Linked DNA regions of Mus musculus: region 2 is linked to region 1. A link is a loop called in an ENCODE intact Hi-C map of the cell type or tissue named here. Cell type or tissue: left cerebral cortex. All regions are shown on one strand. Links, peaks and the distances in the headings refer to the core of each region. The heading gives the core; the rest is flanking DNA.

Region 1 (2,903 bases), core at 270-2,769:
AAAAAAAGGAAAGAAAAAAATTCTAGTACGGGCTGGAAAGAGGTTAATTCCCCATACCTGTGGTAAGCGCTTAACTCCAACTCCAGGGAGACCCGACGCCTCTGGAGGCCCCTACACTCAGGTACACACTCATTAAAAATAAAAATAATTTTTTTTAAACCAGCTGTTCCCCCAACACTCTAAACACTGCCGAGTGGCACAAATATTTTTCTGCGAAGATAGCAAAAGAGATGTGAAAACCAAACCTAACATTTATTAATCTCCAGAGAACTCTGCCATGTAGCTGTTTCTGTAGTCCCAGCGTCTGTGATTCTTGGGTCCAGCCTGGTCTAAACAGAGTGTTCTGAGGCAGCCAATGCTATATAGAGAGACCTGTCTCAAAAACAACCTTCAAGTAAATGACAAACCCAGGTGGTCAGTGCGTTCACAATTTAGTGGCCCACTCAAAACAAAACAAAACAGCTGGGCGTGGTGCGACACACTTTAATTCCAGAATTTGGGAGGCAGAGGCAGGAGGGAATCTCTGAGTTCGAGTCCAGCCTGGTCTACATAGCTAGCTCCTGGACAGCCAGGACTATGCAGTGAGAACCCGTTTCGAATAACAAAACAAGAGTCCCCTTGCTCTGGCACTTGGCTATGGTTTGCATCCCAGCTCTCTTAGGCTGACTTCCTCCGCAATCTGAAACAGCCCGGCTGGGTGATGAAGGATATGGCCACATCTTTTCCTCCACTCTCCGTCGAGGTGTGATTCCCTCCGTCCACCCCCGCTCCCGAAGTGAAACCACCTGACGTTTAATAATCGGCAGAATTCTCTTTTTAAGAGTGTTCATCACAACCTGTAACCTGCACCGGAGGAGCCTAGGACAGCGGCTGTGCAGCAGCGACCGCAGGTGGGGCTCCTCGGCAGTCCCTAGAGGCGGCCCCGCTCCCTCTGCGCCCCCAGCCTGCAAGGGGGCCCCGCGGAGCGCGCTCCTGGCACTACACCGCTCCCCTCCCCAGCCTTCCGCCCTGCATCCGCGTGACTGGGAAGCCATCCCTGTCCCTGGACGCCCTGGTCCCCGCCCGTCCGCCGACCCCAGCCGCCAGGCCCCAGGGCGGGCGGGGCGCAGGGATGCGGGCGGGCGGACGTTGCCATGGAGACCCCGGGAGCCCCCGGTTCCCGGGTGACTGCGTGACCCAAGCGAAGGATGGTGACCCCGGCTGCTGCCCTTACCCATGGCGGCGGTGCGTGCGGGACACGGGCTCGCGGAGCGGGTCAGCAGCTCCCCGCAGGCGCGCGGCGGCCACCGCGTCTGGCCCGGCTCGGCGCTGCCACAGCGCCCCTGGCGGCGGGAGGACGCCACGGCCGCGTGAAGCTGGTCCCCGCCGATCACCCCCACCCCCACCCCAACCCCCATTTGACCAACCCTGACAGCGTCAGAGAAAGAGGCGTGACGGGGACCTGGGGCACAGCGCCAAGGGAGGATGTAGATGCGGGCCTCAAGCTACCTGTCAAGGTTTCATCCTTGCAGGCTGGATGGGTTTAAGGAACACACCGGCCGACTCGGAGCTAGCCGACAGATTTTAGAAAACCTCACACAATTAGCAGAGCCGGCGGCTTGTAATGCCAGCATTTGAGAGATGGGAGTTAGATGGATCCGTAGTTGAAGACCAGGCTCACTTACATAATGGATTTGAAGCTCGCCTAGTCTCAAAGGAAGACACTAAATCCAGCTGCTAACCCCAGCACTCAACAGGAGTGGACGCAGGAGGACTGCTAGGACCTTGAGGTTACTCTGAGCTACCTAACAAGTGCCAGGTCGTCTAAGGATAGCTACAAAACCCCTGTTGCATGTAACAAAATGTGATACTTTGTAAGTGGGTATGGTGGACCTAGAAAATACCAACTCTTAGGAGTTGGAGGAAAGACACAAGACCCCAGTTCCATGTAACAAAATGTGATACTTTGTAAGCGGGTATGGTGGACCTAGAAAATACCAACTCTTAGGAGTTGGAGGAAAGACCTAGAGTGTTTGTTGCTTAAAAAAAAAAAAAAAATCCTTTCCTTAGTGAGGTGTAAACAACGTCTACCAAATGCTTCCAAAATTCTGAGGACACACCAAAAATGATTAACACCGTTCCCGCTGAAGAAGCAGTGAGTTATGGGGGATACTGGGGAGGACTTCGAAATCCCTCTAGGAATGATGACTCCTTCCTGGCTGCAGATAGTCACCCCTCCACTAGCCCCTCCCTTCCTATATGTTAGTTCCTCCCTAAGGCCATTTGCAGTTAGGGTAGAATTGCATACAACAGCTTGCAAGAGAAAGACTGGTTGTTCCTGTGAAGGTCCCATGACCCTCCCTCCCTGCCCTCCTATGAGGGAATTCAAGTCAACTTGCCCAGCTGTGATCTTTTGCAAGCAGATGTAGGCCAGTTTGCTGAAAACAGTGGTAGTTTTGACTCAGTCCTGTACAACACAGTTCAAGATCATTCTCCCAGACATTCGAGATTTCAAGGCCAGCCTGGGTTATACAGGGCTGTCTTTTAAAAAATGCACAGGCACACACACACACATGAATGCTTCCTCCTGCCTTTCAACTTGCCATAGATAAAACTTGCAACAGGCACCTGGGTGTGCTGCCTGTCATATACCTATAACCCCGGGATCCACCCTTCAGGCAAAAGCAAGCAGATCTTGATTCCGGAGCTAATAAACCCATCTCAAAAACTTAAACCACCAAAAGTGGGTAGACAGATGCAAGTCACAATGTTAACTCAACACTCTGGTTTAGAATGTTAAGAGATAGTTGCCTGAATCCAGCTGTCTCGGGACCAACGTCCATTCTGCTGGCAGAGTCAAAACTGAGTTCATGGTCCCAGGCCCCAGACCCAACACTTATTCTGCTTCTTCAGGGGTTTCATGT
Region 2 (2,903 bases), core at 201-2,700, 60 kb after region 1:
CGCTGGGCGGTTGTAGGCAATTTTGCACAATATCCTTAGTCATTTTATTTTGTTTTTGAGACAGGGTATCACTTTGTATTCCTTGCTTGCCCAGAACTTGCTATGAAGACCTGGTTGACCTCAAACTCAAGATCTGCCGACCTTTGCATCTGCCTGGTGCTGCGATTTAAGGCACATTCCACCATGTCCAGCTCATATCCTAGTCTATTTTTCAAAGTTAGCCTCTAGAGACGGACTGTGCGACATGTGCCTGTAATTCCAGCACTTGGGATGCAGAGGCAGGAGAATCGGGAGTTCAAAGCCAGCGTCAACTACATAAGGCTCTTGAGGTGGGGGGGCGGGGGGGAATACATTAAATATTCTCAAATCATTATCCGCACGCGCGCGCACACTCACGCGAAGGGGACGCGAGCCCAAGCTGGCCTCCACCTCCAAAACTTATTTTCCTTTCAAGCAAACAGCAAAACCCAATCCTACACTGTCACACGTGTTGTTTGTAACAGAAAGGGGTGGTCCCCACCATGTCCCACCTAAAGGATCCTGTTTTCAACCTTAAGAAATAGGTGCTTGGTTCAGCGGAGGGATTAGCCCCGGCTGCAGGGGCTGACGTGAAGGCCCGGCTGGGTGCTGCAGCAGGAGAAGCTCGGGACTGTCTGATCGGCCCGCGGACCGGCTTCAACACCCAGCCCCGGGGTCCGGGCGGCGGATACTGACCTCCGGCCAAGAAGGAACGCAGCCAGTAGAAGTCTCGGCGTGAGGTCGGGCCCCCGCTCCCAGCCGCCTGCGGCACCGCGGGTGCAGGCTCGGCCGCCGCCAGGGCCGCCGCAGCCACCAGGGCCGCCATCGGGACCTGCGCCACGTCCCGAGCCTCCGCTGCCAACTTACAAAACACTGGGCAGCACCATGGCTGGAGCCGGCTCTGACAGGAGCCCAGCCGCCGCGCGGGCGGGGCCAGATGATGCCCATGGCGCGCGGCGGCGAGGAATGATGACGCACGCAGCCGCCGCTGGGACCCGTCCAAGAGAGCAAGGCGGAAGTGGGCGTCACCCAGGGGGTCTGCGACACTCAGGGTCCCGGGTTTCCTGCTGAAGGTTTGCGAGCCTCTTGAGCCAGACCAGTAAATTCAGGCTTGCAGTCTCAGCACGAGCGAACCTGATGACTCCTGACCATGGAGATCAAGACCCGCTTGAGCTATGTAGTGAAGCTCATGCCTGTCATCCCAGCACTCAGGACTCTGAAGCAGGGGCATCACCTCCAGACCAAGACCAGCATGGGTAACTTAGTGAGTTCCCGACTAGCCCAGGCTGCAGAGAGAAAGATACTGTGTCAAAAGAAAATGCTAGACAAGCTAGCTGGCTCAACGGCTGAAGGCACTTGTCACTAGGCTGGCCGACCTGAGTTGTCTCCAGACCCGGCCTAGTTGAAGGAGACAGTCGATTCCCACAAATTATTCTTAGACCTCCATACATGCAACTTGGCAGCACGCGCGCCCACACGCGCACACACTATAATAAATGTTGAGAGCCATAGAGATGGCTCAGCGGTTAAAAGCACTCTTGTTCTTGTAGAATACCTGGGTTTGATTCGCGCGCGCGCGCGCGCGTGTGTGTGTGTGTGTGTGTGTGTGTGTGTGTGTGTGTGGTGTGTATGGTGCCTCTGGCATTAACACAAGCAGCTCAGCCTTCCCTGTCTTTCTGATCCACTCCCATCTTCTGATCTCACACACGATAAATTCTTTAACCTGCTGTCTTCACAAACTCTTTCTCTTTTATTTCTCCTTCTTTTCTTTTTCTTCCTCTCTCCCTGCCTTTCTCGGGACCGGCTATGGAGGCTTGGCTTGTTTGGAGATTCTAGCAGGGTGACACATCTATTCCCACACCCTTTATCAAAGATGGTGTCCTTCTCTCTTAGGGGAAGGTCATCTTTGTCCAAACAGGCATGTAGTTCTGGAAGCCATGTACATGGAGTGGGAAGAGGGGAGGAGACACTCACATAGACAAGCAGGTCGCCAGGCGTGGTGGTCCACGCCTTTAATCCCAGCACTTGGGAGGCAGAGGCAGGCGAATTTCTGAGTTCGAGGCCAGCCTGGTCTACAGAGTGAGTTCCAGGACATCCAGGGCTACACAGAGAAACCCTGTCTCGAAAAACAAAAATAAATAAATAAATAAATAAAAAGACAGCAGGTCAACTTGGTAATCAGTGGAGTGACAGATGGTGCAACTGCATCACCCTCACATCTGTGACCTAGGACTAAATACTAAATATGGCCCAGCCTGGTCTCTAGCCTGAGATACTTCTGCCTCAACCCTGCATGTGCTAAGAGTACAGGAGGATTTCACCACCACTCCTGGGGTGATCTTTATCTGTGTCTCTCTTCCCCCCTTCCTCTGTATCTCTCTCTCTCTGTCTCGGTTGTTCTCTCTGTGTGTGAGACGGGTGTCGGGGGAGAGAAAAAAAAAACAAACTAGGGATCCATTGACCTCAGAGCTTATCAAATGCTAGGCATTTGTATCTGACATCTAGGTTACAGGCATTTAAACTCCCCATCTTCTCTCCTAAGTATACTGTTCATTCAGCTTTCACCCTGCCACAAATGGGAACATTGTGTTCTGTCCATACACTAGAAAGACCACAGACCAGTCAGTCTCCCTGCTTTCTCTTGCTCTCTACTGTCTGTTTTTGACACAACAGCTAAGGCATTAATTCATTCATGTTGTGGTTGGGGGAACACATGTGTGGAGGTCACAGAACAGCTTCTGGAGTCAGGTGTTTTTCTCCTCACTACATGTGTCTCTTGTGGCTGGAACTCAGGCCTTTAGGTGTACTAGAAAGTACCCTTGCCCCACTGTGCCGACTTGCTGATCCTAAAGATGTAAAATAGCTTGGCATCGTGGCTCATACTT

The links. Peaks named below come from ENCODE experiments on the same cell type or tissue, not always from the same donor. Only the 100,000 strongest peaks of a DNase experiment are listed, where the experiment ranks them.
Region 2: a loop joins it to region 1, with 2.4 times the contacts of the local background. A loop is called at or near these places in 1 of 42 quality-filtered maps.

The regions. Positions count from the first base shown.
Region 1 is chr10:62,978,643-62,981,545 of GRCm38, reverse strand. Rufy2 (RUN and FYVE domain-containing 2) reads right to left here and starts at 1,294. Exons shown (of 18, transcript NM_027425.4): 1 at 1,214-1,294. The coding sequence starts at 1,217. In left cerebral cortex, for the core only: a CTCF peak has its summit at 1,321; DNase peaks (open chromatin) are centred at 761, 1,053 and 1,432; H3K4me3 peaks cover 1,680 bases; H3K27ac peaks cover 1,495 bases.
Region 2 is chr10:62,918,693-62,921,595 of GRCm38, reverse strand. It overlaps Slc25a16 (solute carrier family 25 (mitochondrial carrier, Graves disease autoantigen), member 16), which reads right to left and starts at 963. Exons shown (of 9, transcript NM_175194.2): 1 at 715-963. The coding sequence starts at 844. In left cerebral cortex, for the core only: no CTCF peak of the experiment used is centred there; DNase peaks (open chromatin) are centred at 983 and 1,424; H3K4me3 peaks cover 1,695 bases; H3K27ac peaks cover 1,174 bases.